Linked DNA regions of Homo sapiens: region 2 is linked to region 1. Evidence: read pairs that join two places in POLR2A ChIA-PET (ENCODE). Cell type or tissue: CD4-positive, alpha-beta T cell. All regions are shown on one strand. Links, peaks and the distances in the headings refer to the core of each region. The heading gives the core; the rest is flanking DNA. Region 1 overlaps BDP1 (BDP1 general transcription factor IIIB subunit). Region 2 overlaps MAP1B (microtubule associated protein 1B).

The links. Peaks named below come from ENCODE experiments on the same cell type or tissue, not always from the same donor. Only the 100,000 strongest peaks of a DNase experiment are listed, where the experiment ranks them.
Region 2: POLR2A ChIA-PET joins it to region 1 with 5 read pairs; 2 of 35 experiments call an interaction of 5 or more read pairs at or near these places.

The regions. Positions count from the first base shown.
Region 1 is chr5:71,522,483-71,539,011 of GRCh38, reverse strand. BDP1 (BDP1 general transcription factor IIIB subunit) reads right to left here. Exons shown (of 39, transcript NM_018429.3): 23 at 16,522-16,529; 24 at 16,063-16,256; 25 at 14,689-15,073; 26 at 6,585-6,704. It also overlaps the pseudogene HMGN1P12. Among named protein-coding and RNA genes, the nearest start is that of MCCC2, 57 kb to the left of the region's middle. RefSeq lists a silencer at 6,943-7,143. In CD4-positive, alpha-beta T cell, for the core only: no CTCF peak of the experiment used is centred there; a DNase peak (open chromatin) is centred at 5,191.
Region 2 is chr5:72,117,820-72,134,348 of GRCh38, reverse strand. The region is part of intron 2 of MAP1B (microtubule associated protein 1B); the gene reads right to left. Among named protein-coding and RNA genes, the nearest start is that of MAP1B, 19 kb to the right of the region's middle. RefSeq lists an enhancer at 11,568-12,071. In CD4-positive, alpha-beta T cell, for the core only: no CTCF peak of the experiment used is centred there; no DNase peak of the experiment used is centred there; H3K27me3 peaks cover 477 bases.

The sequences.
Region 1 (16,529 bases), core at 799-8,798:
AAATACTTCCCCAAACATGTTCTGTTTCTCAGCATGCACTACATTTTCAGAGGTCTTTCCATACTTTTAGCTACAATAGTGTAAACTGGTTTGTCTTAATTTATAATTATTCACAAAATTTCACCAGCAAGAACATAAACAATTTAAAGGCAAAATTCTTGTGTCTCTTGCTCCTGACTTTATCTTTTTCTTGTATTATGTGCAAATTTTAACTCTTATCATTTTGTTATGTACGTCTACCATTCTTACTTTACTTCTTCATTTTCATAATCCTTCAACTCTAGTCATATCTGCTGCCAATTTTTACCCAATGGAAACCAAGGCCTAAAGGGTATTGCAAAATTTTTATACTACTACGTAGCTTAAAACTTAAATGCATTTTAATAAATTAAGAAGTTACAGAACCAATGTCCAGAGCGACAGCTTGAGAAGCTTCACTGACCCACTCCTCAGTGAAACTGATTTTAAAAACAAAACATTTAAAAGCCTCTGAAACTGATCCTAACGACAAAAAGCAAATGAAGAAATATCTGTTCAAGAAAATCTGAAAATTTGCTAACAAAGGTGAGAGTCTATGTGAACTAACACTGCTCTTTCTCTCTCCTTCCTCCCAGCTCAGCATGGCAGAGACTCCACCTCAAACTGCTGCACCCAAAAATACAAGGCCCCCAGTCCCCAAGGTCCCACCTGGAGAGCATTTTTCCCTAGGGGAGTAGGACTTCATCTCCTGACATCACAAGAAAAGTACAGACCAATATCTATTATGAATATGGACATAAAAATCACCAATAAAATACTAGCAAGCTGAATCCAACAATGAATAAAAATTAGACATTATGATCCTAGAATTTATCCTGGGGAAGCAAGGTTGGTTTAACGTCCAAAAAATACAATGAAAAACAAAATTCACATGATCATCTCCATAAATGCAGAAAAAGCATATGACAAATTCCAACACCCTTTAATGAAAGAAACATTCAACAAACTAGGAATAGAAAGTAACTTCTTTAGCCTGGTAAAGGACGTTTATGAAAAATCCATGGTAACATCATACTTAATGATAAGACAGGATGGGAGGAGTGGTAGCAGCCAGGCAGCCCAGCTTTGAGAAGGCTCTCAGCATGGTGCGGCTCACAGGCACCCAGCATGCACACTCCTGACCACAAGATGCCCAAGAGGAAGATCAGCTCAGCAGAAGGGCGGTGAAGGAAAGAGCCCAAGATGAGATTAGTATGACTGTCAGCTAAACCTGCTCCTGCAAAAGTGGAAACAAAGCCAAAAAAGGCAGCAGGAAAGGATAAATCTCCAGACAAAAAAAGTGCAAACAAGAGAAAAACGGGGAACAAAGGGAAAACAAACCAAAGTGGCTAACCAAGAAATCAGATTTACCTACAGAAAACAGAGAAACAAAAACCAAGGAAAGTCCAGCCTCTGATGAAGCCCAGAGAGAAAAAAAGCCAAGTCTGATTAATATCATATACTATGTCTTACCAATAGTACCTGTCTCCCTTCTTGTACATTCCAGAGGAATATTTTTCTCAACTATTTCACAAATGCAAGTTTTTTAGTAACTCTAGAAACATTTTTAAGAAGAAGGAAATCCCACCTCATCCCATTTTTTAAGTGTACATGCTTTTAAGGGTAAAAATCATTTTCCAGTTGTTTATTTTTTGGTACAACCAGAAAACAGTGTGCGATATTGAATTATGGGAGGCTTTGACTGTCTTGGGTATCATCTTAACATTCCACTATATTAACTGGCAATATGGAGTCACAGTCCTGTATCTGATGTCTTGAAATTTTTAAGTTACTTTTATTCCCATGGTTTGGTTCTGGTTCTTTTTTTTTTTTTTTTTTTTTTTGGTTTTTTGGTTTTTTGGCTTTGAGACAGAGTCTTGCTCTGTTGCCTAGGCTGGAGTGCAATGGTGCAATCTCCACTCACTGCAGTCTTCGCCTCCTGGGTTCAAGCAATTCTCCTGCCTTAGCCTCCCAAGTAACTGGGATTACAGACATGTGCCACCATGCCCGGCTGATTTTTTGTATTTTTAGTAGAGACGGGGTTTCACCATGTTGGCCAGGCTGGTCTCAAACTCCTGACCTTGTGATCTGCCTGCCTCGGCCTCCCAAAGTGCTGGGATTATAGGCGTGAGCCAACGCGCTCGACCTGGTTCAGGTTTGTTTGAGACAGAGTCTTGCTCTGATGCCCAGACTGGGGTGCAGTGACGGCGATGACAGCTTACTGCAACCTCAACCTCCTGGGCCCAGGCGATCCTCCTGCCTCAGCCTCCACAGTAGCTGGGACCACAGGCGCATGCCACCATGACTGGCCAACTTTTAAAAAACATATTTGTAGAGACAGAGTCTCCCTCTGTTGCCCAGGCTGGCCTTGAACTACCATGTGATCCTCCCACCTCCCAAATTACTGAGATTATAGGCATGAGCCACCGCGCCTGGGCCCATGTTGTTTTTTAGCAGAATTGCTTCCTAAAGAAAACCACTCCTTGATCATGGCTCTCCCTGTCAGAATTGTATGCACTCTATAAATCTTTGGTTGTGGTAGTCCTGTTTTCCTAATAATTTTGTTAATGTGCTGTGAAAGACTGAAAATTTGAGTATGCAGTATATATGCTATTTAACTGCAAATTGTGGAAGTATGTAACAGTTTATCAACATGTAAGGATACTGGTACTTGATAGCCTTTTAATGAAAACTTGCCTCCAAATTTTAAGCTGGAAAGTCACCAGAGTAACTTAAAAATAATTACAATACATGGCTTTTTAGATTTTCGGTATAAATGTGAAGAATTGTGTACTGATCCTCAACACAACCAATAAAATCTCAATTATGAAAAAAATAAATGATGAAAGACTGGATACTTTACCCCTAAGATCAGGAATAAGACCAAAATGCCCACTCTCGCTTCTATTAAACTTTGAACTATAGGTTCTAGCCAGGGCAGTTAGGCAAGAAAAAGAAATAAAAGGCATTCAGGTCAGAAAGTATCAAAGGTTGAATTGTGTCCCCTAGAAAGATATGTCAAAGTCTTAAACCCAAATAATGTGAATATGACATTATTTAAAAATAGGGTATTTGTAGATATAATCAAATTTAGATGAGGTCATATTGGATTAGAGTTGGTGCTAATCCAATATGACTGGTGTCCTTTCCTTATAAGATGAGAGGTTACACATACACAAGGGGAAAATGCCATGTGGTAATGGAGGCAGAGGGTGGAAGTATGCTGCTGCATGCTGAGAAATGGTAAGGACTGCCGGCTACCACCAGAAGGCAGGAGAAAGGCATGGGATGGTTCTTCCTCAGAGCCTCCAGAAGGAACCAACATTGGTGACACCTTGATTTTAGACTTCTAGACTCTAAAGCTGTGAGAGAATAAATTTGTTTTGTTTTGTTTTTCTCATCTCCATAAGTGCCTGGAGAATTCTCTGTGGTTATAAGCTATCAAGTTTGTGGTGCAAAGAGTACCCGACTTAAAATTTTTTTATTTTAGGCCGGGCACGGTGGCTCACACCTGTAATCCCAGCATTTTGGGAGGCCAAGGTGGGCAGATCACCTGAGGTCAGAAGTTCGAGACCAGCCTGACCAACATGGTGAAACCCCATCTCTACTAAAAATACAAAAATTAGTTGGATGTGGTGGCGGGCGCTTGTAATCCCAGCTACTCTGGAGGCTGAGGCAGGAGAATCACTTGAAACTGGGAGGCGGAGGGTGCAGTGAGCCTCCAAGATTGCGCCATTGCACTCCAGCCTGGGCAACAGAGTGAGACTCTGTCTTTAAAAAAAAAAAAAAAATTGTTATTTTATGATGGGTTTATCAGGACATAATCTCCTCATAAGTCGAGGAGCATCTGTACTTTGTTACAGTGATCCTAGGAAACTAATACAGAAAGAAGTAAAACTATCTTTATTTGCAGATGACATGATTTGACAAATAGAAAATCCTAAGGAATCCACCAAAGAAGTTGCAGGATATAAAGCTAATATACAAAAATCATTTTTATTTCTACACACTTGCAACGAACAATCCAAAAATGAAATTAAGAAAACAATCCCAGGCCGGGCACGGTGGCTCATGCCTGTAATCCCAGCACTGTGGGAGGCAGAGGCGGGTGGATCACCTGAGATCAGGAGTTCGAGACCAGCCTGACCAACATGGAGAAACCCCGTGTCTACGAAAAATACAAAATTAGCAGGGCGTGGTGGCATATGCCTGTAATCCCAGCTACTCGGGAAGCTGAGACAGGAGAATTGCTTGAACCAGGGAGACAGAGGTTGTGGTGAGCCAAGATCGCGCCATTGCACTCCAGCCTGGGCAACAAGAGGAAAACTCCGTCTCAAAATGTGGTGGGCGCCTGTAGTCCCAGCTACTTGGGAAGCTGAGGCAGGAGAATGGTGTGAACCCAGGAGGCGGAGCTTGCAGTGAGCTGAGATCATGCCACTGCACTCCATCCTGGGCGACAGACGAGACTCCATCTCAACAACAACAACAAAAAAAAAACTTACTACAAAGTAACAGTAATCAATATAGCATCACCAGCATGAGAACAGACATATAGATCTATGCAACAGAATTGAGAATTCAGAAATAAACCCATACATCTATGGTCAGCTGATTTTTGATAAGGGTGCCAAGACTATTCAATGGGGAAAGAATAGTCTTTTCGAATAAATGGTGATAGGACAAATGGATAGCAACATGCAAAAGACATAAGTTGGATAATGAGGTTATCCATGTATAAAAATAAACTCAAAATGGATCAAAGACTTAAACGTAAAAGCAAAAATCATCTTTTAGAAGAAAAATGGGTAAATCTTCATGACCTTGGGTTTGACAAAGGACTCAGATCTGACAACAGAAGCATGAGCAACAAATGAAAAAACAGATTAACTGAACTTCATCAAAATTTAAAACTTTTTGCTTTAAAGGAAATCAAGAAAGTGAAAAGACAACCCCACAGAAAGGGAGGAAATATTTGCAAATCATATACCTGCTAAGCAACTTTTATCTAGATTATATAAAGACTCCTTACAACTCAATAATAAAAAGACAAATAGCACAATAAAAGAAAAACAGACAAAAGATTTGAATAGACATTTCTCAAAGATGATATACAAATGGCCAATAGGAACATAAAATGTGCCTGACATCATTAGTCACCAAGGAAATACAAATCAAAACCACAATGTGACACCACTTCACACTCACTAGGACAGCTAGATCCAAAAAGTCAAGCCAGACACAGTGGCTCATGCCTGTAATCCCAACACTTTGGAAGGCTGAGGTAAAAGTATCACTTGAGGACAGGAGTACGAGACCAGCCTGAACAACACAGCAAGACCCCACCTCTACAAAAAAAAAAAATTAGCTGGGCATGGTGGCACACACCTGCAGTCCCAGCTACTTGGGATGCTGAGTGGAGAGGATCATTTACACTCAGGAGGTCAAAGCTGTAGTGTGCTACAATTGTGTTACTGCACTCTAGTTTGGGTGACAATGCAAGGCCGTCTCAAAAAAAAAAAAAAAAATCCACCGAACAAAAAAAAAAGTGAAATAACAAGTGCCGGCAAGGACATGGAAGAACAGGAACCCTCATAAACTGCTGGTGGGAATGTAAAAGGGTATAGCTACTTTGGAAAACAGTTTGGCAGTTCCTCAACTGATGAAACATAGAGTTACCATATGACTCAGCAATTACATTTTTAGAAATGTACCCAAGAGAAATAAAAACATATTGTACACAAACACTTCTACATGAATGTTTACAGCAGCATTATGTATAACACACAAAAAATGAAAATAATCCAAATGTTCATGAATGGATGAATGGATATACAAAATGTACCATATCCATATGGAATATTATTAGGCTACAAAAAGTAAGGAAGTACCACTACATGCTGCAACATAGATGAACAGTAAAAAATGTTACATTAAGTGAAAAAAGCCAGACACAAATGATCAGATTTTATAATTTCATGTCTAGGAAACATCTAGAACAGGCAAATCTATAAAGACAGAAGGCAAATTATTGGTTCCCCAGGCCAGTGAGGGTTGGGAGGAAAGGAGTAGTGACTGCTAATAAGGTTTCTTTTTGAGGTGATGAAAATGTCCTAAAATTGACTGTGATAATGTTTGCACGATACTAGAAGTCACTTAATTGTGCACTTTAAATAATGAGAAAATCATATGGTGTGTAAATTATATGTCAATAAAGCTGTTTTTAAAAAGTTACAATTTCAAGCCTCCGCTTGCAAAGGCAAATAAATACCAATAATGGAAGAGTGCAAATAAAACGCAACAGAATATATTTTAACTTGTTTATACTTAGTATAAATTTAATGCAACTGAATTTTAATGTAAAAGTCTATGAGGATATTAAGAGCTCTGCCCACAAACAAACAAAATCATTGCTTTCACTAGTTTTTACTACTCAGACTAACAGCTCCTTACAAAGAGAAATTAGCTAAGTAAAGTGTTTATAAACCTAAAGCTATCAAAAGGAACCTCCAGTCTTTTCAAAGTAAACAAAGAATAAAAGGCCAAAACATATTAAAATGGATGCTTACAAACGGTACACTCAAATTTTCTTCTTGTTTCATTTCTTCAGTAGTCACATCTGTGTTTGGTAGCTCATGTTCAACAACAGCTATGCATCCTACATCTGGGACATTCACAGTTATTTCAAGCTGTCAAAATAAAGTTTTATCATTTCATTTTGGCATATTATAAACAGCAAAACAAAGCCTCATCTTCAACATGAATAAGTAAGATGAAACGCTAAAATGAAGAAATAATCCACATTCATACATAACTTAAAAAATGGAATGGAGTAATTCTTTTATTGACTGACAGCAACTTGGCAAAAGTAAAACATTTAAAATTTTTGAGGTGGCTGTGACTATTAAAACCAGTAAGCAAATTTTCTAAGACTCATCTTCTTAGTGCCTGGCATTTCATTTTCCATTTTCTTCACTTTGTCCTCACTTTCCCCCTAATTTCTCTGTTCAGTCTGTTAACATTTATAGAAGGCTAGGTGTACAGGGATATAAAGTCAAATAAGATAAGTGTAGTCCCTATCCTCAATGAATTCACAATCTAACAGAAAAGCAGACATGTAATCAACTAATTATATACGGTCATAAATGCTATCTATAATGAGTTGAAAGCCCTTAGAAGTATTTATCGGGCCAGGCGCAGTGGCTCACGCCTGTAATCCCAGCACTTTGGGAGGCCGAGGCAGGTGGATCACCTGAGGTCAGGAGTTCAAGACCAGCCTGGCCAACACAGCGAAGCCCCATCTCTACTAAAAATACAAAAATTAGCCGGGCATGGTGGTGCCTGCCTGTAGTCCCAGCTACTGGGGAGGCTGAGGCAGGAGAATCGCTTGAACCCAGGAGGTGGAGGTTGCATTGAGCCGAGATTATGCCACTGCACTCTAGCTTGGGCAACAGAGTGACAAGTTGTTCTCAAAAATAAATAAATAAATAAATAAAATATTTATCATACCACTGCCCCCACACCAACTCCCTTCTCCCAAAACCCCAAAGCCTGCACGATTCTTGATACCCAGGGCAACAGCCATGTAAAATAAGAAGTTCACTCATATTTACTCTTCATTTGTGAGTCCTATTACTTAAAGAGCCGTGTAATCTGAGCACTAAAAAGGTATTTACCTACTAGAATACATACAATATAGTCTGGTTCTTATTATCTTATTTTTTTGTTTTTCTTTTGTTATTCTGAGGCAGGGTCTCACTCATGTCACCCCAGCTGCGGTGGTGCGATGATGGCCACAACACCTGGGCCTATTCTCTTATTAACAGAAAAAAACAGTATAAAACGTTGTATGGCTGAGTAGAAACTGTGAGTAAAGAGTCAAGTCTGAGAATCTGCCTTCAAGACATACGTTATTTTTTTTTTGAGACAAAGCCTCACTCTATCGCCCAAGCTGCGGTGCAGTGGCACTATCAGGGTTCACTACAGCCTCAACCTCTCAGGCTCAAGCAATCCTCCCGCCTCAGCCCTCCAAGTAGCTGGGACTACAGGCATGTGCCACCATGCCTAATTTTTGTATTTTTTGTAAAGATGAGGTTTCGCCATGTTGCCTAGTCTGGTCTCGAACTCCTGCACTCAAGCGATCTGCCCACCTTGGCTTCCCAAAGTGCTGGGACTATGGGCATGAGACCCTGTGCCCAGCCAACATATTTGTTATAATTACATTTGTATGTACCACATCTGTTTCCTCAGATACAAAATTTAGAGAAAAATCTTTGGTAATATCTGACAGGACTGGGATGAACCAAAAAATTCAAGTGAGCACGGGGGCACATGCCTGTAGTTCTAGCTACTCGGAGGCTGAGGTGTGAGGGTCGCTTGAGCCTAGGAGTTTGAGGCCAGCCTGGACAACACAGCAAGATCTTGTCTCCAAAAAAATGAATTTAAAAACAATAGGCCAGGCACGGTAGCTCATGCCTGTAATCCCAGCACTTTGGGAGGCTGAGGTTGGCAGATTGTTTGAGCTCAGGAGTTTGAGACCAGCCTGGACAACATGGTAAAACCCCATCTCTATTGAAAATAAAATAAAAAAAAAATTAGCCGGGTGTGGTGGTTGTGCACCTGTAGTCCCAGCTACTCAGGAGGCTGAGGTGGGAGGATTGCTTGAGCCTGGGAGGCGGGGGTTGCAGCAAGCTGAAATCATGCCACTGCACTCCAGCCTGGGCAATGGAGTAAGACCCTATCTCAAAAAAATAAAAATAAAGAAAAGAAAAATAAATAAATGTAACAAAAAAAAATTTTAAAGTTCAGATGATTTGAGAAGAAAAAATACTTCTTGAAGAGTTGGGACTGGATGGGAAAAGGGAATATTCTATAAAGTAAAAGTTGGTTTTTTAAGCATCATACAGTTTATTTTAAAAAAGACTTGCAATTCACATAACATACAGTTAACCCACTTAAGGTGTACAATTCAATGTATTTTGGGATATTCACAGATATGTGCAATCATCACCACATTCAAATGTGGAACATTTTTGTCACTTCAAAAATAAACCTTATACCCATTAGCTATCTCTCCCTTAACCCCTCTCTTCCCCATCTGCCAAAACCTAGGCAACCATTAATCTACTTTCTGTCTCTGTGGACTTCCTTATTTTGGACATTTCATATGAATGGAATCACACAGTATGCGATACTTTGTAACTAGCTTCTTTCACTTGGCCTAAGGTTTCCAAAATTCATCCATGTTGTGACACATATCAACACTTTATATCCCTTTAGGGCTGAAAAACATTCCATTGTGCTTCAAAGCTTTTGTCTCCTCCTGTTGTCCAGGCTACAATGCAGTGGCATGATTGTAGCTTACTGTAACCTCAAACTCCTGGGTTCAAGCAACCCTCCCCACTCAGCCTTCTGAGTAGCTGGGATTATAGATACGCACCAACACACCTTGCTAATTTATTGACTGAATGTAGAGACAGGGTCTTGCTATGTTGTATAGGCTGGTCTTGAACTCCTGCCCTCAACTGATCCTCCGCCTCAACCTCCCAAAGCACTGGGATTACAGACATGAGCCACCATGCCTGGCCTTTCAATGCTTTTGTTTTTTGAGACAGAGCTTCGCTCTTTCGCCCAGGCTGGAGTGCAGTGGTGTGATCTTGGCTCACCACAACCATTGCCTTCTGGTTTCAAGCGATTATCCTGCCTCAGCCTCCCAAGTAGCTGGGATTACAGGCGCCCACCACCACGCCCAGCAAATTTTTGTATTTTTAGTAGAGATGGGGTTTCACCATGTTGGCCAGGCTGGTCTCGAACTCCTGACCTCGTGATTCGCCCACCTCAACCTCCCAAAGTGCTAGGATTACAGGTGTGAGCCACCGTGCCTGGCCTCAATGCTTTTTAAAGAACATTTTTTCTAACATATATATGAATTTCCCTGTTTAGTAGGCTGGCCATAAGGAATAGAATCTAAGGAAAGCCTTGTCAATTACTATGATTAATGCTATTAAAAAAGATAGCCTGTATTAATTCAGGGATACAGTCTGGAATCTAATTTTCAGAAATTAATTACTGATAGTTTCACTAGCAATTTGCCTTCACTTAAAGAAAAATACAAAATATATAGCTAAATGAACTCTCATGCAGCATTAACCAGATATCTTTCCACAAAATTACTCTTCCTTCTGCATTTTCTTGGTTTCACATAATGCTTACATTTACTATCTTTACTTTGAATTGTAAGAAACAACCTCATTTTGCATCATTTAAATTAGCTTCAACCATTTTATTAGTTCATTTACTCTAAAACATTTACCAGGTTATTATTAACACTGAATAAAAGTAGATTTTGACTTCCCTTCATAAATGTGACTTTACAGATTCAGATAATCCGTTAATTCTTAATGGAATTACATTAACATGTAAAGTTTACCTTAATTATCTTAAACATTACTTGAATTGTTTACTGTTTCTTACTGCTTCTTTTATTGTTGCCACTATCTTAGTTAACTCTGATTCATTTCAAATTACTCAGAAACTATCATGAATGCTTACACAAAACTGACTCAGATATGCTCCTCAGTAAGCCAAAGAAGTGACTGAAAATTAAGGCAGAACAGAAAACTTTGAAGTTACAAAGTTGGAATGGCAGACTAACAGGCAAAAGTGTAAGGAAGCTAAATATGTTCAACACGTTTCTCTAGTTCACAACCCTTAGGATGATTACTAGCCAAAGTTACAACATAGCTACGACTGGTGAGGATGTAGCGAAACTGCAATGCTTGTACACTGTTGATAGGGATGTAAAATGATAACAGCCCTATGAAAAACAGTATAAAGGTTGCTTGAAAAGTTAAGTATAGAATTAACATAAGATCGAGGCCGGGTGCAGTGGCTCACACCTGTAATCCCAGCACTTTGGGAGGCCCAGGCAGATGGATCATTTGAGGTCAGGAGTTTGAGACCAGCCTGGCCAACATGGTGAAACCCCACCTCTACTAAAAATACAAAAAAATTAGCTGGGTGTGGTGGCAGGTGCCTGTAATCCCAGCTTCTTGGGAGGCTGAGGCAGAAGAATTGCTTGAACCTGGGAGATGGAGGTTACAGTGAGCCAAGATTGCGCCACTGTACTCTACTCCAGCCTAGGCAACAGAGACTCCATCTCAAAAAAAAAAAAAAAGAATTAAAAGAATTACCATACGATCCAGCAATTCCACTTCTGGGTATATCCCGCAAAAAGTAAAAGCAGAGATTCAAAGAGGTATTTATACAACTATGTTCATACCAGCATTATTTCTAACAGCCAAAAGGTGGAAGCAACCCAAGTGTCCATTGATGATAAAGGAATAAACAAAACATGATACACACACACAATGGAATATTATTGAACCTCGAAAATGAAGAACACTCTGACATAAGCTACAACATAGATGAACTGTGAAAACATTATGCTAAATGAAATAAAATGGTCACACAAAAAAATACTGTATGATTCCACTTACATGAGGAGTCAAATTAAAGAGACAAGATGTAGAAAAGTGGTTGCCAAAAGGTTAGGGGGTGGGAGGAATGGAGAGTTACTGTTTAATGGGTATAGAATTTCAGTTTTAACAAAATAAAAAGAGTTCGCCAGGGGTGCAAGGCAGACCTGAGAGTGACCAGGCCAGACGGCATAGAGATGGGGCTCAAGGGACAGGTGTTGGGTGTTTGTATCTTGTATCTTGGTTTTTTGCCAGGCTAGGGGACAACCACTCATTGCGGGATGTCTTAATCATCTTAAAAAAGAACGCAGTAGCTCGTGCCTGTAATCCCCGCACTTTGGGAGGCCGAGGCAGGAGGATTGCCTGAGCTCAGGAGTTTGAGACCAGACTGTGCAACATAGCGAAACCCCATCTCTAAATTAATTAATTTTAAAAAAGAGTTCTGTGGATGGATGGTAGTGATGGTAGCATGACAACACGTACATGTGAATGTTCTTAATGCCACTGAAGTGTACACTTAAAAATGAGTAAGATGGCTGGGCATGGTGGCTCACGCCTGTAATCCCAGCACTTTGGGAGGCCGAGGCAGGTGGATTGCTTGAGGTCAAGAGTTCAAAACCACCCTGGCCAACATGGTAAAACCCTGCCTCTACCAAAAATACAAAAATTAATCAGGCTTGGTGGTGCACACCTGTAGTCCCAGCTACAGGAGGCTGAGGCAGGATAATCACTTAAACCTGGGAGGTGGAGGTTGCAATGAGCCAAGATCCCACCACTGCACTCCAGACTGGGTGACAGACTGAGACCCCGTCTTTAAAAAAAAAAAAAAAAAAACAGAGAGAGAGATAGTAAATTTTATGTTACATGTATTTTAGCACTCTTCTTTTTTTTTTTTTTTTTTTTTGAGATAGAGTCTCGCTCTGTCTCCCAGGCTGGAGTGCAGTGGCACGATCTCAGCTCACTGCAACCTCCGCTTCCCGGGTTCAAGCAATTCTCCTGTCTCAGCTTCCCCAGTAGCTGGGACTACAGGCACCTGACACCACGCCCAGCTAATTTTTGTATTTTAGTAGAGACAGGGTTTCACCTTGTTGGTCAGGCTAGTCTCAAACTCCTGACCTCAGATGATCCACCCACCTCGGCCTCCCAAAGTGCTGGGATTATAGGCGTGAGCCACCATGCCTGGTCCAAATCAAAAAAAAAAAAGTATGTCCCTTCTAGCTTCTCTATCAACCAGAAAACACCAAAATGTTTGAAAGATTAATCAGAGGTTGGCTGGGCTGGTCTCCAGCTCCTAACCGCGAGTGATCCGCCAGCCTCGGCCTCCCGAGGTGCCGGGATGGCAGACGGAGTTGCGTTCACTCAGTGCTCAATGGTGCCCAGGCTGGAGTGCAGTGGCGTGATCTCGGCTCGCTACAACCCCCACCTCCCAGCTGCCTGCCTTGGCCCCCCAAAGTGCCGAGATTGCAGCCTCTGCCCGGCCGCCACCCCGTCTGGGAAGTGAGGAGCGTCTCTGCCTGGCCGCCCATCGTCTGGGATGTGAGGAGCCTCTCAGCCTGGCTGCCCAGTCTGGAAAGTGAGGAGTGTCTCTGCCCGGCCGCCCCGTCTGAGAAGTGAGGAGACCCTCTGCCTGGCAACCGCCCCATCTGAGAAGTGAGCAGCCCCTCCGCCCGGCAGCCACACCGTCTGAGAAGTGAGGAGCCCCTCCGCCCAGCAGCCACCCCGTCTGGGAAGTGAGGAGCGTCTCTGCCCAACAGCCACCCCGTCCGGGAGGGAGGTGGGGGTCAGCCCCCCGCCTGGCCAGCCGCCCCGTCCGGAAGGGAGGTGGGGGGTCAGCCCCCCGCCCGGCCAGCCACCCCGTCCGGAAGGGAGGTGGGGGGGTCAGCCCCCCGCCCGGCCAGCCGCCCCGTCCGGGAAGGAGGTTGGGGGGTCAGCCCCCCGCCCGGCCAGCCGCCCCATCCGGGAGGGAGGTGGGGAGGTCAGCCCCCCGCCCGGCCAGCCGCCCCGTCCGGGAGGGAGGTAGGGGTGTCAGCCCCCCGCCCGGCCAGCCGCCCCGTCCGGGAGGGAGGTGGGGGGTGTCAGCCCCCCGCCCGGCCAGCCGCCCCGTCCGGGAGGGAGGTGGGGGGGTCAGCCCCCCGCCCGGCCAGCCGCCCCATCCGGGAGGTGAGGGGTGCCTCTGCCCGGCCGCCCCTACTGGGAAGTGAGGAGCCCCTCTGCCCGGCCAGCCGCCCCGTCCGGGAGGGAGGTGGGGGGGGTCAGCCCCCCGCCTGGCCAGCCACCCCATCCGGGAGGTGAGGGGCGCCTCTGCCCGGCCGCCCCTGCTGGGAAGTGAGTAGCCCCTCTGCCCGGCCACCACCCCGTCTGCGAGGTGTACTCAACAGCTCATTGAGAACAGGCCATGATGACAATGGCGGTTTTGTGGAATAGAAAGGGGGGAACAGTGGGGAAAAGATTGAGAAATCGGATGGTTGCCGTGTCTGTGTAGAAAGAGGTAGACATGGGAGACTTTTCATTTTGTTCTGTACTAAGAAAAATTCTTCTGCCTTGGGATCCTGTTGATCTGTGACCTTACCCCCAACCCTGTGCTCTCTGAAACATGTGCTGTGTCCACTCAGGGTTGAATGGATTAAGGGTGGTGCAAGATGTGCTTTGTTAAACAGATGCTTGAAGGCAGCATGCTCGTTAAGAGTCATCGCCACTCCCTAATCTCAAGTACCCAGGGACACAAACACTGCGGAAGGCCGCAGGGTCCTCTGCCTAGGAAAACCAGAGACCTTTGTTCACTTGTTTATCTGCTGACCTTCCCTCCACTATTGTCCTATGACCCTGCCAAATCCCCCTCTGCGAGAAACACCCAAGAATGATCAATAAAAAAAAATAAATAAAAAATAAATAAATAAAAAATAAAAAATAAAAAAAAAGAAAGATTATCAGAAAGTAGACTAAACAGCTTCCAGGTACAAGTGTAAGCAGATTTCTCTCGTTGTTACACTGACTCCCTTGCTGGGCCTGGGCCATAGGGACTGAGCAATCACAAAAGGTTATACAAGGCCCCAAATTATATTTGGTAGAGGTTATTTAGAGAATGAACTCTTCAAATCCTAATAATCACTACGAGAAGAAATAATGATCCCCTAAAAGAAACAAGAGGTGAAAACCAAGTAAGATAAAGTACCAAGGTTTTAAAAAAAAACCGAACCTCTTCCATTGTTTCCTCAATCTGAGCAGAAACAGGTTCAGGAGATCTGAGACCAACAGGTACAAATACTGGAGCTTTGTTTACTTCTTCGGGAGCAAGATGATAGCTTTCTTCCTCATAGTCAGACTCAAAATCGTCAGCATCATCATCTTCTTCCTGGGAAGCCCGAAGAGTCACCAGCATGGCCTTGGAAGCTCTAGGTTCCTTCTTAGAGGTCTTACCCCGAACTCGTTTTGATCCACGACCTCTGGTGACATTTGGTTTGAACTTTTTATGACTTCTCCTTTCACCACGATTTCTCTCATACTCAGATGTAGAAGAGATAGTTGTTTTCCCATCCAGGGCAATTTTAGAGTAACTTGTTTCGTTTAACGGTTGTGGACAGCTAGATATTTAATCAAAACAACAATAAGGTCATATGCATGCAAGGATAATTTTAATGAAAACCAAACTTTTAGAGTGAAATTCCAGTTCCAGTCATTAAAATGAAAATTCCCACCACCCATTCTTTTAAAATCTTATGCTGTGAAAATAAAAAAGGAATTAACTACTAGTTTCTCACTCAGAGTTAATTCTTAGTTATCTACCTACAAATTTTTCATAGTAAGTTTTTAATTCTGGACCATTCTTTCCTGTAATATGAAAGTGAAGATAAAATAAACACAAAACTGAAAATTATTAGAAGAAAAAGGGATAAAAGACACAGAACCGGCTGGGCGCAGTAGCTCACGCCTCTACTCCCAGCACTTTGGGAGGACGAGGCAGGCAGATCACTTGAGGTCAGGAGTTCAAGACCAGCCTGGCCAACATGGTGAAACCTGATCTCCACTAAAAATACAAAAATTAGCTGGGCACGGTGGTGCACGCCTGTAATCCCAGCTACTCGGGAGGATGAGGCAGGAGAATCACTTGTACCTGGGAGGTGGAGGTTGCAGTGAGCCGAGTCACGCAATTGTACTCCAGCCTGCGCGAGAAGAGTGAAACTGTCTCAAAAACAAAAAAAGACACAGGACCAATAAATACAGAATATGAGATCAAATGTGGTATTAGTTTATCCTACTGGGTAAACAGATAGGTTAAAAGAAAAAGGAGGCAGCAGAAATCCACTAGAGCAGTGCTGGTTTCTAGAACTTAAGTTTCTTTCCATTTTCTTTGAAAACTATAGAAGTAGGGTATTCTTTATTTGTGTTTGTGACTCCATTTGAATGAGCACCTTAATTACTTAGCTAATACATACATACTCCTCTTTGGTCAAGTTTCTACCCATGTCTAATGGACTCAACACCCAAAAATTTTGTTCTACCAGTAAGTTAAGGTAAAAGTTAAGTGATTTTTATTTCTTATTGTGAAACATTTTGTTAAATAAAATGTTACCTTGTTAGTTTATTGAGATATTGCTCTTCAACAACTGAAGATGGTGAATTATCTCCTACAGTTTCCTCTCCAACCCTTCTTGATGGTCCAACTTCTTCTAATTCCGCATCTATTTTTGCCAAAGCAGACTCTTTGGAACCTACACAATCTTTTCTTGCTGAAACCTCCAGAGATGTCAGAAGCTCAGCTTTTTCCTTAAATTTAAGAAGAAATTAGCTAGTATTACTACAGAAACAATCTCTATGTTAATTTGGTTTGGTAGTTTGGCCTAAACCTCTAAGTTTACACATATCTACAAGCAGTTGGTTGCTCATCTTTTACAACACTAGAAAGTCACTTTTCATGAAAATGGTTACAGTACAGAAGTCAAAACTGTATTTTACTCATGCTCTTCATGATCTTGACAAAACAGACCTCATTGAGAAAAAAAATTTTTTTTTTTTTTTTGCCCAAACTTACTTTTAGAA
Region 2 (16,529 bases), core at 2,748-10,747, 590 kb before region 1:
TCACTGGGCCCTCCTTGGAAATACAATGGAACCCACTAATGCAGTGAGGGAGTCTTGCTGCGACAATACTAAAAGGAGCAGAAATCAAAGGACTTCACTGACCATGGATTCAGGCTTGATGTTCTGATACAAAGTTTATATCCCCAAGTAGCAATTTAAATAAAATTGCATTTTTCTTTTTCAATCAAATCAAACTGTGGTGTCACAAAAGACAACATGTACACACACAAAACTCTCACTCACAAACATGTGAAAACTAAAGTTAAAAAAGAAAGCCCTCATTCATAAGGTGTTCACATAGTGACAATAAGAATGCATGTGACACTTTTGGCGGAAGCTGGAGGTTGCAGGAAGGGATTTTCCACAATATCCATAAAGAAGAAAGGGAGTTTTGAAATGTGACAGATTCTGATTAAAGAAAAATGGAAATGTTTGGCTCTTGGGAACTTCAAGTATAGAGAACTGATAATGCTACAAAGAAACCATAATCCTGAACCAATTATGGCTGAATAATACTGTAGACTTTATAATGGTACAGTTGGTTTGAACACTGAGTCAAGATGAATCAGCTTTTCCTGCTTTACCAACATTTCTTATTCATTTCCTTGAATGGCAAGTTAAAAGCATTAATCATTATTAAGACTGTCTTTGTATTTTGTAAAAGCATTGTTATTTAAACATCTCTTAAAAATGTATTTCTACACTTTACATGCCTTATAGCTACTGAATTTTCATAAATCCTCTGTAAAGTAGGTTCATAGATAAGGAAACTGAGGCACAGAGACCTTGTGCATGAGGTGAAGCCCATATTTGAACTTGGCCACTGTAGCTCCTGGGCCCCCACGCTTTACCATTCTGCTGGACTCAAAGAAGGTTGGAAAGTTTTTGACACACTCTTCAAATACCTGCCCCTAATCCTAGGATGCAAGACAGGAAAAAGAAGCTTACTGCAGGGTATCAGATACCTCCTTTTCCACTGCTCTCCATCCCGCCTCCAGCGCCTCACCTCAGATCCCAACAGAGCTGGGGGTAGAGGAGAGAGCTGTTCTGCGTTACAGCCTGAGCTGGACAGTTGTCTCAGGAAAAACACCTGTAAGTACAGGCAGAGGCAGGAGGATCCTGGAGAGGAGTGCATGCTGGTCATGGTCTGTAATATTTGTACAAAGAAGAAATGCAAGTTCTATCTAATTCTCTAGGATTACAGGCAGAAACTTGGACAGTAAAGACAGACTATTTCTTCCCAGGCTAGCATCCCACGCCAGATGCATGGCTGCTCAGGGACCATGGACCCAGGGTGGAGGTTATACACCTGAACCTGACTTCCAGGTTCTAGATGAGCGGGTAAAATTGCCAGCTCCCAAGTGGGCAGCCTTGCTAAGGAGTCCCTACAACCCTCTGCTGGCAAATGCTGAACCTGGACAGGGAGTTTCAGGGATTCCTGAACCTCCTTCTTATACAGGAAGGAGGAAACAAACAGAGCTCTAAATGGGACCTTTGAAAAGACTCTGCAGCACAAGGAAAAATGAGCACTGTCTTGAGATTTGGTGGAAAAAATATATCTCTAAAAATGACTTTCCATAGGAACAAAATAAAATTTTAGAAAATGACACTTGGCTCCTATAAAAGATGCAGACGTTGCCACTATGAAACGACAGAGAACAATAAAAACAGGGTGGGCTGAATGACAGGCAGAGATTTAGAAAGAAGTCCCCAGTGGAATGAACAAAAGAATTCAAGGAAATACAAAATGCAATAGCAGAATTTAAATCTGCATTTAAGGCACTCAAGAGCAGAACAAATCCTGCAGAATATTGACCCAGTGATGTACAGGACAAATGTGAAATGTTCTCCTAGAATACACAGAAGAAGATCGAAGAGGAAATGATGAGTTGGAGGATGAGATCTAAGAAGTTCCATTTTAAGAATTATACATATTCTTAAGGCTGAAATCAGAACAGGAAGAGAAACAATGATAAGAGCACATGGGAAAGAACTTTGCTAGCGGAAAAAAGTCTCCAGGCTGAAAGGGTTCAGAGCATTTCAGAAAAAAATTAATGAAAAATACTTGTATCTCAACATTTCCTTACACCGTATTTTAATTTCAGATAGATTCAGATCAGCTGAGATTTGTGCACACGCTACTGAGAAAATTACTTCGCAACTGAATTATGAACACCTTCAAGTAAAATACTACATAGAACAAGAAAATCTGTTCTTCATTAGATTTAATGGTGAAGGCAGGCTTTATTTTTTCCAACAAGGGCCATTGGTTCTAAATAATATACAGGTTATTTGCTTCAGTAATATCCTCCAAGTAATAGAAGTATCTTTATATGCAAAAGTTGAAATTTTAGATACTTCATCACATAGGACCAAGAGATATCAATCAACATGGTAGAAAAGAAGTGGACATTTCAACCAAAAAGTAAATGGTGTATGAAAGATAATCAGACGTGATGCAAGAAGGCTGCGTACTGTTGGCCTGAAGAAAGCAAACACTCTGAGAGATGACTGGCCTAACAATGACCAGGTGAGGAACTCATAAGCAAGTACAGAGAAGACACTGGGAGGAAGGTATTGAATGAACCTCTAAGTACCATGGACATAAACTATGATTCTATAGGCACTCTGGAGCCCTAATTATGTTACAACACAAACCTTTCCATTCTGATCTCAGAAATGTTGGTTGCTTTCCTTTCTCTATTTATCATTAGAATTTTTGCAGCCCAGAAAACTTGTCATCAATCCCATGTTTTTAAGAGGCCAATAAATATTCAGATAGTTTTCTTTTACTTTATTCTTAACTCAGAGCAGAGTAGTGGAATCCTTATAAGAATATCTTATGAAAATATTTTAGAATCACTTCTATTGGATTGTTCCTATTTCCTCAGAAATGTGCTATTATAACCTCACATTGATCCATATGAAGTCCAGGATAAATCTGCGTACTCTATACCTATAAAACTAGGCTGAATTGCTAATGCTGTATTAAAAAGGAAACATAAGGGAAAATAATAATAATAAAATTAATTTTTAAAAAGGGAAAAATACAGTGTCCAATGTCTTAAATGTAAAATAAAAAGCACTCTTCATAAATCTCAGCTCTAAAGTTTACTTACCCCTTACCACATCAGTTTCTCCTTTTACATATTTAGATAGCACCATATTATTTTCCCTCCTACTTAGCACAGCTTGTAATACAAATTTGTGTGACTATTTCATCAATGTCTGTCTCCTCACCTTGACTGAGAGCTCCATGGGAGACCGTATAGGGACTGTGTCTTCATTTGCTTATTTTTATTAACCTTAGTACTGACACATTACCAGATCCCATTAGACAAACAATATATTTGTGAAATGAGTATATTCAGCCAAGCAAGTAATTGTGTCCTAAGAATCTCAAAAAACTTTCTGGAAAAACCACACATCTTGGTTTATACATCAGCTATGTTTGCCAACTTTATATGTAAACTATTTTTTGAAAAAACATTATTTGAATGACTTTTTTCACTTGTATGAGAGAATATTAACATAAATAGGACCTTAGAGATAATAAAACTGAAGTTCATAAATGCTAGGCAACTTGTCCACAATGGCACAAATCTACTTAGCAGTAGAACTGGGATTAAAGCTCAGATTTTCTGCCCCCGGTTCCATTCCTTAAGTGCTCTGTCCATGGAGTTCAAGACACTGGCTCTTTACCAGAGCTTCTAGACTGCCAAGTCTCTGAAAAGTAATTGATAGTTTTTGTAAATAAACACTTTACCACATCTTAATGTTTAAAGGAAATCTGCAACAAAGAAATTGTTTGCAATATAGATAATTAATAAAAGATGTGAGATTTCTTATGCAGTTTATTTTTCAAACCTAAGCGCTAACTTTAGTTTCTCAAGCCTATGACACCTCATCATTCATTGTCATACACATACTAAGCCCACATGCCTGGCACTATTCTAAGGCTCTTTATCAAGGGCCATTAATTAGCCTAAGGCCTCCCTATTTCGATGGTTAAAAGATAATTGCATTCCTTTTTTCTTATGATTCAGTTGACATTGGGAAAAAGCCATTTCTGAAAAGTTAGAATTCGGAAAGATTAAACAATGTATCCCTATGATTATTTAATTTAAGCCCTTTCGTCTTTTTGTTTGTTCATTTTTTTTTTTTCCACTTTTCTTCTTTTTAAACTGTAAGTTGGGATTTTTAAAATTTCTTTTTAATTAATTTATTTTATTTTATTTTATTTGTAACTAGCTTCAAATTTGTGATGAATTTGCTCACCAAGCATAGAAAATCCATTTGCTGGCTAAAGGACTCTAGCAATAGAATTTCTATCTGATGACAGAATCATATTTCTAGATGACCCCTGGAGAGAGTTAATTTGCCAAACTATTTCATTTATATTTATACGCTGGAATGTTATTCCAAAGGCTCCAAATAGTCTCTGTTCTATGTGTAAAACAATAAAATAAAGATAAGACATTGTCTAATAATTTGTATAACTAATACATAATGTAATGCTTCTTTAAAAAGCAGGCACTGATCTCATGTTAGATGTTTTAAAATAAACCCAAACCAGCATTATTTGTAGACCACAAGCCTGTGACTGGTGGCAGGGAGGACACAATAAGAAAAAGAAGAAGGAGAGAAGAAAAACAAGTGGGAAATAGGTGACTGCAGCGGAGAGGGGAAAACGCGTGAGGGATACCAAAGAGAAAACAACGGAAGGAAAGGAGGTAAACCCATAGGAAGTGTCAGTTTTTTCATCAACAGATATTTACTTTTTTTTTTTTTTAGGACGGAGTCTCACTCTGTCAGCTAGGCTAGAGTGCAGTGGCACAATCTCGGCTCACTGCAACCTCTGCCTCCCAGGTTCAAGAGATTTTCCTGCCTCAGCCTCCCGAGTAGCTGGGACTACAGGTGCCTGCCACCACGCCTGGCTAATTTTTTCTATTTTTAGTAGAGACAGGGTTTCGCCATGTTGGCCAGGCTGGTCTTGAACTCCTGATCTCAAGTGATCTGCCCACCTTGGCCTCCCAAAGTGCTGGGATTACAGGCGTGAGCCACCACACCCGGCCCTATTTACTTGGATCTTCTAATGCTTCTTGAAAAGCGAAATACATTTTGATACAATATAAAAACAAAGCCATACACATACACACACACATACAATTACATATGTACATGTAAATGGCTACACAATTAGCTAGACAACCTTGTCTCTTCCTAGGATCTAAAGATATTCCAGATAAATCTTAAAGCACAAGTGATTAAGCCTTTAAAAAAAATCTCACTTCTCATCTCTCTTACCTTTTGGTTGGATTCTTGTGTTTATTAGCTTATTTGGAGGGAGATGGTGCAACAGAGAAGGCAATTGTCTATTTAAAAAATTACGTTTTCAGCCAAATGCAGTGGCTCACACTGTAATCCCAGCACTTTGGGAGGCCAAGGCAGGAGGACTGCTTGAGGCCAGGAGATTGAGACCAGCCTGGGCAACTTAGCAAGGCCCTGTCTCTACAAAAATTTAAAAATGAAAATATAAAATTAGTTGTTTGCCTTGGCATGTGCCTACAGCCCTAGCTACTTAGGAAGCTGAGGTGGGAAGATTACTGGAGCCCAGAAATTCAAGGCTGCAGTGAACCATGACGGTGCCACTGCACTCCAGCCTGGGCGCAGAGTGAGACCCTTTCTCAAAAAATAAAATAAAATAAAAATTATGTTTTCATAGGCAAGGGGATACAGGAAGTAGAAAGAAAAAAATGGTTGGGACTTAGAGGCGGGTGCACCCCACTGTATGCACATCAGGACAGTGCAAATGCAGTGAGCTAGTGCATACTTGCAAACTCAGGTATTTTCTTCGAATAACCTAGAAGATAGCCATGGTCTCTTTTTTCACACTTTCTTTTTTCTCTGTAGCAGTTTTGAGTGTTTTTTTTTTTTTTTAAAACAATATCTGCAATCAATGACTCTTTTTCAGAAGGACTATAACATCCAGGGATATTCCTTGTTCTATATTGAAGCACAATCATATTAGTATTGAGGACACCACCTCAAAATAAATAGTTTGCTCACTAATGATTCAGTGATAAGAAATCGCTACTAATCCGCACACCCTCATGTTTACAGTATAATTACCAATAGGTTCATCATGAGGACCCTGAGGCACAGAGAGATGATCTTCCTCCTGAGTCTTCCAAGGAAGATTCAATTCTACTGTTCTGAGTTTGGGTTCCAAGTAGGTAGCACGGTGTGCACTCATCTTGCCTGAATGCATGTCTCTTGAACTATATTTCAATAAAATGCCAGTATCTACCTAAGGGGAACAATATGTCCTTTTTTAAAAAAAGACTGTCTTTGAAGATATTATTCTATTTGGGTGGGAGAAGAAACAACAGATTTGTAAGTTCATGTCTTCTATAAATAATTTAAGTATATCTTGGGCTAATGTATAAATTTGGTTTAGGAAATTCTAAGTTAATTCTAGATAAATTTTAGGTGTTTGTGTAAAAGAAATGACTGTATTATTGGATTCTACAACTTTGAAAAATAATAATCCCACGAGGGATTATTGGCAACTCTCAATTAGCTAGAATATTTGATTAACCAAAACGTATTATCCATGGATATATTATCATTAATGTTGTTATTGTACATAAATTATTTCTTTCTGTTATTTTAGAATACTTGGTAAGCTTTGTTGTAAACACATAATATCACACCTAGGTTTTTTTTTAACTTTTTTAAAATTATACTTTAAGTTCTGGGATACATGTGCAAAATGTGGAGGTTTGTTACATAGGTATACACGTGCCATGGTGGTTTGCTGTACCCATCAGACGCCTAGGTTTTAATGAGTGAATTAACACTTTTTTGCAAATATGATCAAATTAGGGATGGAACAAATTGAAGTTTTTACCTTAAAGGTATTAAAAATCAACAGCCATTCAAAGATATATTACCACAAAAATCACTTTTCCTTCTGGATAATCATGACTTTCTGATAATGATTACCTGCATGTAAATTGTACACTGTCAGTAATAATCTGATTCGAAAATTGCTTCCTTCCCAAGGGTGTTCATATCTGCATGTACTAACTTGCTAAATTATGGTGTGCTAATTGGTAGTTCACATGACAAGATATGCACAGTTGACCATGCTTATTAAAATTCAGGCCATCCGCAGTTAGCGATAACAAACAATGTGCCTGGGACTTTTAACACCTTCAACCTGCAGATAATCCCTAGAACTCTTGAGGTTCAATCTTCAGCCTCCTTCCAAAGATCAGTGAATAAGCAGCTAACCTGAAGCTCAATGCAACACCAGATACCAACATGGAAATTCTCATTTTAATGGGAAACATATGTAGCTATTTCCTATTTGGCACTGTGAAGATAAAACACCCATGAGCTGACTTTGGGGATAGTCTCTATGCAAGTGTTTGACATTGTGCAAACATGATTAAATTTTGTCTTGTTTGGTTTGTCTGCAAGGTAAAGACAGGTGGGAAAAGCCAGGGCCAAGAATTCCCAAACTGGGAAATCAGCCTGAGTGTCATAAAGCTGTGCATCTTTCCTAAAATTAAGAATACTCATGGATGGGACAGGCAGTTTTTTCTAAATGAAATTCTTTCATTGATATTTTAAAGCCTGGATTAAAAGCCATTGTAAGCTGAATGAAGTAAGACAAGCTCCCATCTACATACGAGTGATGAGACAATTTAGTAAAAATTCATAGAATAATGGAATAAAAAAACTGGAAGGGACTCAGCAATCATTTAATCCATCCTTTCCCAGATTGTGTTTTACAGGAATCTAGATCCATGGGAGAGAGTGGTGATAGAAGTGACTAGTCAAATAGGCTAAGGAAATGTATGGTTAGACAAAATTGAACAAGTTTATACACATACAATTTATGCCTCCTCAAAAAATTAGATGGAGTATGTCACAGTTTTCAAACTTAAGTCACCATGAAATTCTTTTCCACTGACTATTAATGTTTTGCAGAACTAATGGCTGGCAGAACAAAGTTAAGATGACCTGATCTAGCCTAATCCCTTTATTTTACAGAAAAGGAAAGGACTGACAGCAGCTCTTCAGGGAGCACCATGGGCAACAATGCTCTCAGGTGTGGCCCAGAGCTGCTGCACTAGGTCAGGCTTCCTGGTCTCTCCGGAGGGGGAAGGGTCCTGGAAAGCAGCTTGCAATTGGTGTCCCCTCCCTGCTTCCCTCAACACAGGGACAGCTGAATCAGACACTCTCCAAAGTACCCATTCTAGCCTCAGGGCAGTGAAACAATTACTTCACATTTATTTCCTTAAAACATTTCACTTTCACAATCTCTTCCCTAGTGTCTTCAGAGTCTGCCAATGGACAATTTTCCAGCACTCAAAGATAAAGACAATCTTGAAATTAAGCTTATACATCCAGGTCAGGAGTTTTGTTCTCACATGATTTCAGAAGGGTGAATTCTTAAATTATCGATTCTAACTCTTCATCATTGAATTAATGGGCTTAATCTAAAATGTAGCTCCAAACTAGGAAATATTTTAATTCAGGCTGGATTCAAAATTCCCTGGTCACAAAGATGATTCAGTGCATTAGGATCTGTTGCATTTATGCCCCAATTTGCATGGATAATATTATTTTAATGCTTTTTTTATGCACACAGATTTTTTTAAAATAGCCTGAACAAATAGAATTTACAGAAGGACCTCCTTGCAAAATTCTCATTTGGCACTTATTATAGACTGGCTTGTTTCATTAGTTATCTTATTTCCATACTCAATTGTAAACAACTGAAGACAGGATTTACTTACAAGTCTTCTTATGGCCTGCAGAGCTAGGAACTGAACTGTGCCTTGCTGCAGGAACATAAATATTTAATGACAGATTGGCTGATAATAGGACACTAACAGGACACCTTCAAAAGGAGATACCATATAAAATGAAAGGATTGTCTCCTTTATAATAGATGAGAACAGATAAGGTTTTCTCTCTCTCTCTTTCTCTCATGTATGCAAACACACACACACAAACACATATGCACATTATACTAAACTAACTACAAGGCACTTGAGCATCTTGTGGGGCTGCTGGAACTTCACACCAAATACCACTTTCAATTGAATTGCACCACCAAAAACTCCTAGTATTTGAGCTGGGAAACTATCTGGAATTCTAGATAAAAAAGCGGTTGCTACATCATCCCTAAACAGGCATCGAGCTCCATTAAAAAGAGGAAGAATTCTCTTAGGCAGTTTTCACATCTTTCACACATCAAAACTTCCAAGTGAGAGGTTTTTAAAAGGCACAAGAGACAACTGCTCAAAATGGCTCTGCACTAAGGAAGCATTGTTCGCCTGGGTTCCAGAACTTATTTGATCTTTAATTTTATTGCAATAAGGATAACTTCTCCAAATGTGACATTCCCATTGATGGATACACTTCAGGATCCAAAAAGCCACATCTATGTAGAGCAGTGTTCCTGGGGCCAGGTGCACTAAAAACGTGTTGCTCCCTCAGGGGAATAGCTGTTCCTTCCTCGCACTATCCACGTGAGAAGCCAACAAGAAATCTGAATTTGAGCCACAATGCTCAACAGTGGCGTGTTTACTCACAGCTCCCATTGAAAACCTGTTTTATTGAGAAAGAAATGGCCAGATTAATGGCAAAGTGCGTGTTTAGAGGACTTCCCTCTATGACAACAAAGACAGTCCTCAGGATGTTCATATTTCGTCTTAACCCCTCAGGAATGCAAGGCAGCAATTTTGAGAGGCAACCTCAGCTTGAGTGTTTCAAATGAGGTGCGGTACAACTGCAGAGAGGAGCCACATTCAATAAAACACTACCCTAGCTTTTCAATTTTCATTCCTAATTACTTACTTTTATTTTTAAATCACATGTAGACGCTCTTGTTGCATTTTCTATAAGCATCAATTTCACCAGTCCTGACTATAGGCAATCCTTTAACCTAGAAGAGTTTATTAAAATAACATTATTATTGTCTTGTATTTATGTTAATTTCTCCAGTCCCTGTGGTGCACTAAGTGCGCTTCCCCAGAGTACCTCTTACTTTCTCACGTTTCTCTCAGACCAAGGAAATCTGACTTCACATGCAATAGAAATTACCCTTAGATCACAGCCGAGAAAACAAAAGGGGTAAGCCCTGGAGTATGATGTCTGGGGATACTTGATCGTTGCCTAGGTAGCATTTAATTAGTCCTGGGTTGCAGCTGGGAGTGGGGTGCTGGTACCTGGGTAACCTTTGTCATTGTGACTAAACCCATGGTTGAACAATCAAAATGCAATGCTTATTATACTCTCCATTTTCACCCCTTTCTTCTTTAGGAATTAGACACACACACTCTCTCTTTCTCTCTCTCTGACACATATACACAGTTCGCAAATTAAGAGAACTCTCACGCTGGGCAGGGTGACTCACACCTGTAATCTCAACACTTTGGGAAGTGGGGGCAGGAGGATCGCTTGAGGCCAGGAGTTCAAGACCAGACTGGGCAACAGAGTGAGACTCCTTCTCTACAAAATAATTTAAAAACTAGCTGGGCATAGGCCGGGTGCGGTGGCTCACGCCTGTAATCCCAGCACTTTGGGAGGCCGAGGCGGGCAGATCACGAGGTCAGGAGATCGAGACCATCCTGGCTAACACAGTGAAACCCTGTCTCTACTAAAAATACAAAAAATTAGCCGGGCGTCGTGGCGGGCGCCTGTAGTCCCAGCTACTCGGGAGCCTGAGGCAGGAGAATGGCGTGAACCTGGGAGGCATAGCTTGCAGTGAGCCGAGATCGCACCACTGCACTCCAGCCTGGGCGACAGAGTGAGACTCCATCTTCAAAAAAAACTAAAAAAAAAACAAAAAAAACAAATTAGCTGGGCATAGTGGCAGGCTGGTAGTCCCAGCTATTTCAGAGGCTGAGACGAGAGGGTAGCTTCATCCCAGGAGGCAGAGACTGCAGTGAGCTGTAATTGCACCACTGCACTCCAGCCTGGGTGACAGAGGGGAGAACCTGTCTCAAAAACAAAAAGAGATTAAAAAAATAAAAAGAAACTCTCTTTCTTTGTTGAGAAACACAGTGAATTTTAAAGCTGTGAATGACTTATTTTCCCAACAAAATTATAAACAGTGGGAAATACTTCATTCTTCCAAATATTCCCTTACAGTTGCTTTCTTATTAATAAGCACTCAAAAACATTACTTGGCACTTTTAAAGTGATCTATTAGTTTATGCTTTATTCTTCATCTTCCACCATTATTTCTAGTAGGCTACCATAGGTGCTGAACAAACTGCCCCAGAGGAAGACCAAAAAGCAGGCAGAAAAAGCAAAGAGACTGTGCTTGCTTGATGGTTTGCTGTTGCTGCATACTTAAAAAAAACCTTTAAAAAAAAACTCTACTAACAAAAATCATGAGCTCTCTTTGGTCTCTGGAGATGAAGACAAAAGCAGTGACACTCAGCATGAGGTGCTGTCCTTGGTTAGCAGCTGTCGTGGAACGCACTTAGTTGGGTTTAATGGAGGGGTTATTGACATCTCCTAAAATGGCTCCTGGGCCCAGGCAGCCCATTTTCTGCTACCTTCCTGCCTATGCCTGTCTATGCTGAGTGGTTCCACAGTGCCCATTAGGAACTGCGTGAGAGCCATTACAGTCAGCAGAGTAAAACATCCTTTCCACTCTTAAAAAAAAAAAAAAAAAGTGAGATGAATAGGTATTTCTAGGGTGGTCTGAAAGAGCCCATTATTAACTACCCTGAGGAATGAGGAAGCCTGAACATGGCAGTGAAATGCCATTTTATTCCTTTCTGCTGGCCACACCTGCACCAAGGGAAAAAATTCCCTTGTATGTGAGGATCTGGATATAAAGAATCCTGAAATTTGAAAGTTGACCAAGATGTAAAGCTTGCAGGAATTATGCCTTATGCTGCGTACACTATAAAATTCTAATCTTCTCCTTGGAAGGTCTGGCTCTTTCACCGCTAGAAAAGGATGCAGGTGGGGGTGACTGGGCTGTCTGCTGCTTGGGCGGCAAAGTCTCAATGGGAGCACTGGGGTGAGAGCGGACAGCATGAGGAGCTGCCGATCACTCTGTTCCCTGCAACCGGGCCAGGAGGGCTCAGGGCACGGGGCAAGTGGGAGAAAGGCTAGGGATTTGCATTAAAATGGGACTCTCCTTCCCAGGCAGGCAGCAATGACCTCAAGGAATATTAAACAGAGATCTGGTTACCTTAACGAATATAATGCTCTCTATTTGTCATTTTCTTCTAACATACCACGATTTCTCCTATAACCTTGTATGATGATGCAATGAGGAAAGATGAGCAGAGCCTCACAGGCATGGGGACAAGTACCTAGACCTGTGCGTGTACACAAACAACACAGAAAACATGAGGATAAAGAATCGGCTGTCCCTCTGAAATTGCAGGTTCCCTGAGGGTGAGTCAGCCCCTTGAATGCCGCTAGAACATATATTTGTGTGCCTTATTGTTTAAAGGTTGGAGCAGGGCTGAAAACACATTCATTACTCCCTGTCATAGAGCAGTTGATGTATTCTAGGCACATACAATTAAGCTATAATTCTACACACAACAGACTAAACACACAAGTCTAGACAGAGAAAGATGGCTTAAAATATTCTTAGACCTTTTCTAAGAGTATTTTCTCATTTTCTTATCACTCAACTGGTAAATATTAGTTGTAACCCGTGCCTCATTAATGTCAAAGGGAGAAGATTCGCATGACTGAAATTCAAAGGGCTGATTCTAATTCTCCATCGAAAACCAATCTCCAGGCAAGATGTTTTTAGCAATCACTCAGCACAAATCTAAAGATGCTCAGCTGTGGTTCGTTTATCTTCTAGGAAAAAGGCATCGGTTCTTAAAACAAAACTGCCCATATACACCATCCATCACATTTTATGATGATTTTTGTGAATGTGATCTAGATGTTATAAAACTAGTGACAAAATGTAAATATATCAAGGTCTTACTGTGTATTCAGCTAAGAAAATAAACCACAAGAAATCTGTTTCTTAAACCTGGCAACGTCTATAGTCACCTGTTGATTGGTGAGAGCAGAAGAGAAAAGCGAGTGTAGAACGGCGTGGAGGGAGTGACCATGGATGGGTTATCATAGCAAGGAGGCAGGCCAGCCCTCAAACTGTGCACACGTTCCCTGACAGCCCTTGCGTGGGCACCCACAGGACCATTTTGCAAATGGTCTCCAACCCCCTCTCAGGCTCTGCTTTACCAGCCAGCACTTTAAAGCATTGCCGGCTTTTTGCTCTCAAGCCCAAAGGACCTTAGAAGCTCAGCCATAGAATGTTGTCACCCTTTACACATAGTCAGCAGCTCTGCGCCTTCTGAGAATGCTGAAAGCAGTCGTTTCTCTGAGAAACATCTTTAATACAAATTTAAAATTACTACAAAAAGGAAACTAGCCAAATATCAATACCCGGTATTTCCCACGGATAATAACAATCACCAAATATACAAGTCAAATAGATACTCCAGAAGGGAGACAGCACTCGTTCACATTTGTTTCCATGTGACAAGCCCTGTCTTAAGAGCTTTACACACTTTAATTCATTTGATCTGCATTGAAACTATGAGGTGGGGCCGGGCGCAGTGGCTCACGCCTGTAATCCCAGTGCTTTGGGAGGCTGAAGTGGGCGGATGATGAGGTCAGGAGATCGAGACCATCCTGGCTAATGCAGTGAAACCCCGTCTCTACTAAAAATACAAAAAAAAATAGCCAGGCATGGTGGTGGGCGCCTGTAGTCCCAGCTACTCGGGAGACTGAAGCAGGAGAATGGTGTGAACCCGGGAGGCGGAGCTTGCTGTGAGCCGAGATTGCGCCACTGCACTCCAGCCTGGGCAACAGAGCAAGACTCTATCTCAAAAAAAAAAAAAAAAAGAAAGAAACTATGAGGTGGAACTGATCATCCTTGTTTACAAACAAGAAGACTGAAAACGGTTAGTTAACTTGTCCAAGATGACACAGCAAATAAACCGTGGGGTTAAGATCAAACAAGGCAGTTTGACTCCAGAATCTGTACTCTTCATCATTATGCTAGGCTGCTGATGAGGAGTCAGATGATCAAAATTTTTAAATTATTTTAATAGGCAGATAAAAGTGGCAAAATTAAGGGAAAAAATAAAAATTGAAACTGATTTTCAGTCTGACATCACTTGTCCTGAGAATAGTTTTTATTTGTTTGCTTGTTTCAAAATGATGTCTGTCTACGACAGATAATTATGGGGCACTTCTTACAACCCCTGGGAGATATCCTTCTTTACTACTATACATAGACAGTCCTAAAGTTACATTTGGGAAAGAAGCAAATGGCAACGGAAAATGAAATAAACCCTGTACAGCATGGTAAGCCTAGCTTTGCTTTTGTGGTCAGACTTAACCAAAATGATTCTCATCCAACATGATTAGGGTACAAAAAACATATGATATAATAGGTAAATAAAAATTTTATGATAGTATTTAAAATCATAACTTTAAAGAAATATAAGACTGTTGTTCTGGCCGGGCACAGTGGCTCACACCTATAATCCCAGAACTTTGAGGCCAAGGCAGACAGATTGCTTGAGCTCAGGAGTTCGAGATCAGCCTGGGCAACATGGGGAAATCCAATCTCTACAAAACATACAAAAAATTACCTAGGTGTGATGGTGCACACCTATGGTCCCAGCTACTCAGGAGGCTGAGGTGGGGGGATCATTTGAGCCCAGGAGGTTGAGGTTGCAGTGAGCCAAGATTGCACCACTGCACTCCAGCCTGGGCGATGACATAGCTAAGACTGTTTCAAAACAACAACAACAACAACAAAAGACTGTTGCTCTATTTTGAAAAGACTCAACTACTGAACTTTCCTTTGAGTAAAAGATTAGAGAGTGTTCATAAAGGAACACCTAACCTTTTCTTTCAAGATGACTGTTCTCACTTGATCCAGCTTAGATGTGGCCAGGAATGGCTTTACATCAAGGCAAATCAGCAGAGACCTGCCCTGGGCACACAGCAAAGGTTTGTTGAGTGATCTTTAGGCAAGGCAAGGCTGCAATAGTAAGGCAAAATAATAGTAAGATAAGCCCAGATGACTGACCACTCCAAGAATTACAGTATGCCAGAGTTGGACAGAGCTTAAAGATCACAGAACTAACATTCTGGGGAACTGAGGCACCCACCACCCACCTTGTGTACAGAAAGCACTCATATTTCAGATTCCTGCTCAAAGGATATTATTCAAGATGACTAAGTCTTTCAGAGTGGTCTTGAATGAGACCTACAATCCTGAAGAAATAGTCAAATCAAATCTCAAAACCATATTTAAAAACTAGTATAAGGGATAAACTAGTATAAAGGAATCAATCTTGTGCCATTTGCACAATCTGTTAGCTGCAATTTGAGGCTATCTTCAGTCTTTACAAGTGAACTCCAATTATTAAAAAACAACAAAAGCTATCATAACCAACAGGAACATAAGACAGATATATGGGTGACTTGAGCCTTAATTTACTTATGTCATAAAAGGCAATAAATATTTTACTATAACTCTGCTGGCCTTAAAACAAAACAAAACTGTGGCTGGGCATGGTGGCTCATGCCTATAATCCTAGCACTTTGGGAGGCCAAGGCAGGTGGATTGCTAGAGCCCAGGAGTTTAAGACCAGCCTGGGCAACATAGTGAGACCCCGTCTCTATGTTTTTTTAAACCCAAACCTCCCAAAAATCTGTTTGAAGCCTGGATTTGATGCAGGGGGCTAGATTTTATGTTGGTCTGTATATGATTGTTAAATGCCTTCTCCTCTCACAAGAATATAAGTGTAATAAAGGTAATGACTGTATTTGTTTTGTTCTTCACAGTGTCCTCACTCACCAAGCACCCTATAATGCCTGGTATATTGTAGGTGCTATTTTTAACAATGTTTTACCTGGCTGAAAAATGGCTCTATTTTTTTTTAGGGGATCCATCCTTCATCTTGCTCCTTGGTTCTAAGTTAATTTAAGATTCTTGAAATTAGGCAGGTGTGGTGGCATGTACCTGTAATCCCAGCTACTTGGAAGGCTGAGGTGGGAGGGTCATTTGAGCCCAGGAGTTTGAGAGCAGCCTGGGCAACATAGTGAGACCCTGTCTCAAAAAACAATGAAAGATTCTTGAAACTCTAAAGGAAAATGTTCAGCTAATTCCATTTCAGGGGAACTGAAGTACATGAGTTAGCTAGAGACCACTAGACTTGGACCCACTTAAAAACAGACTTCAAATTTTTCCATAAAACCTTTCCAGTTTGTTCAGGAAAAGCTAAAGGCTTCCCTGGGCCCAATCCAGTGATCATCCTGTGATCTCCATGTCTTCTTATCCTCTAACATCTCTTCTCTTTAAAACACACTTATCTGAAACTGAATCTGACATGTGCTTTTATCACCTTACAGTCCTGGTTGGAAACCTTCATGCTCCCCACACAGGAGCATGACTATAATGGCTCTATTCTAGATGCTTAATTCCCAGAGGG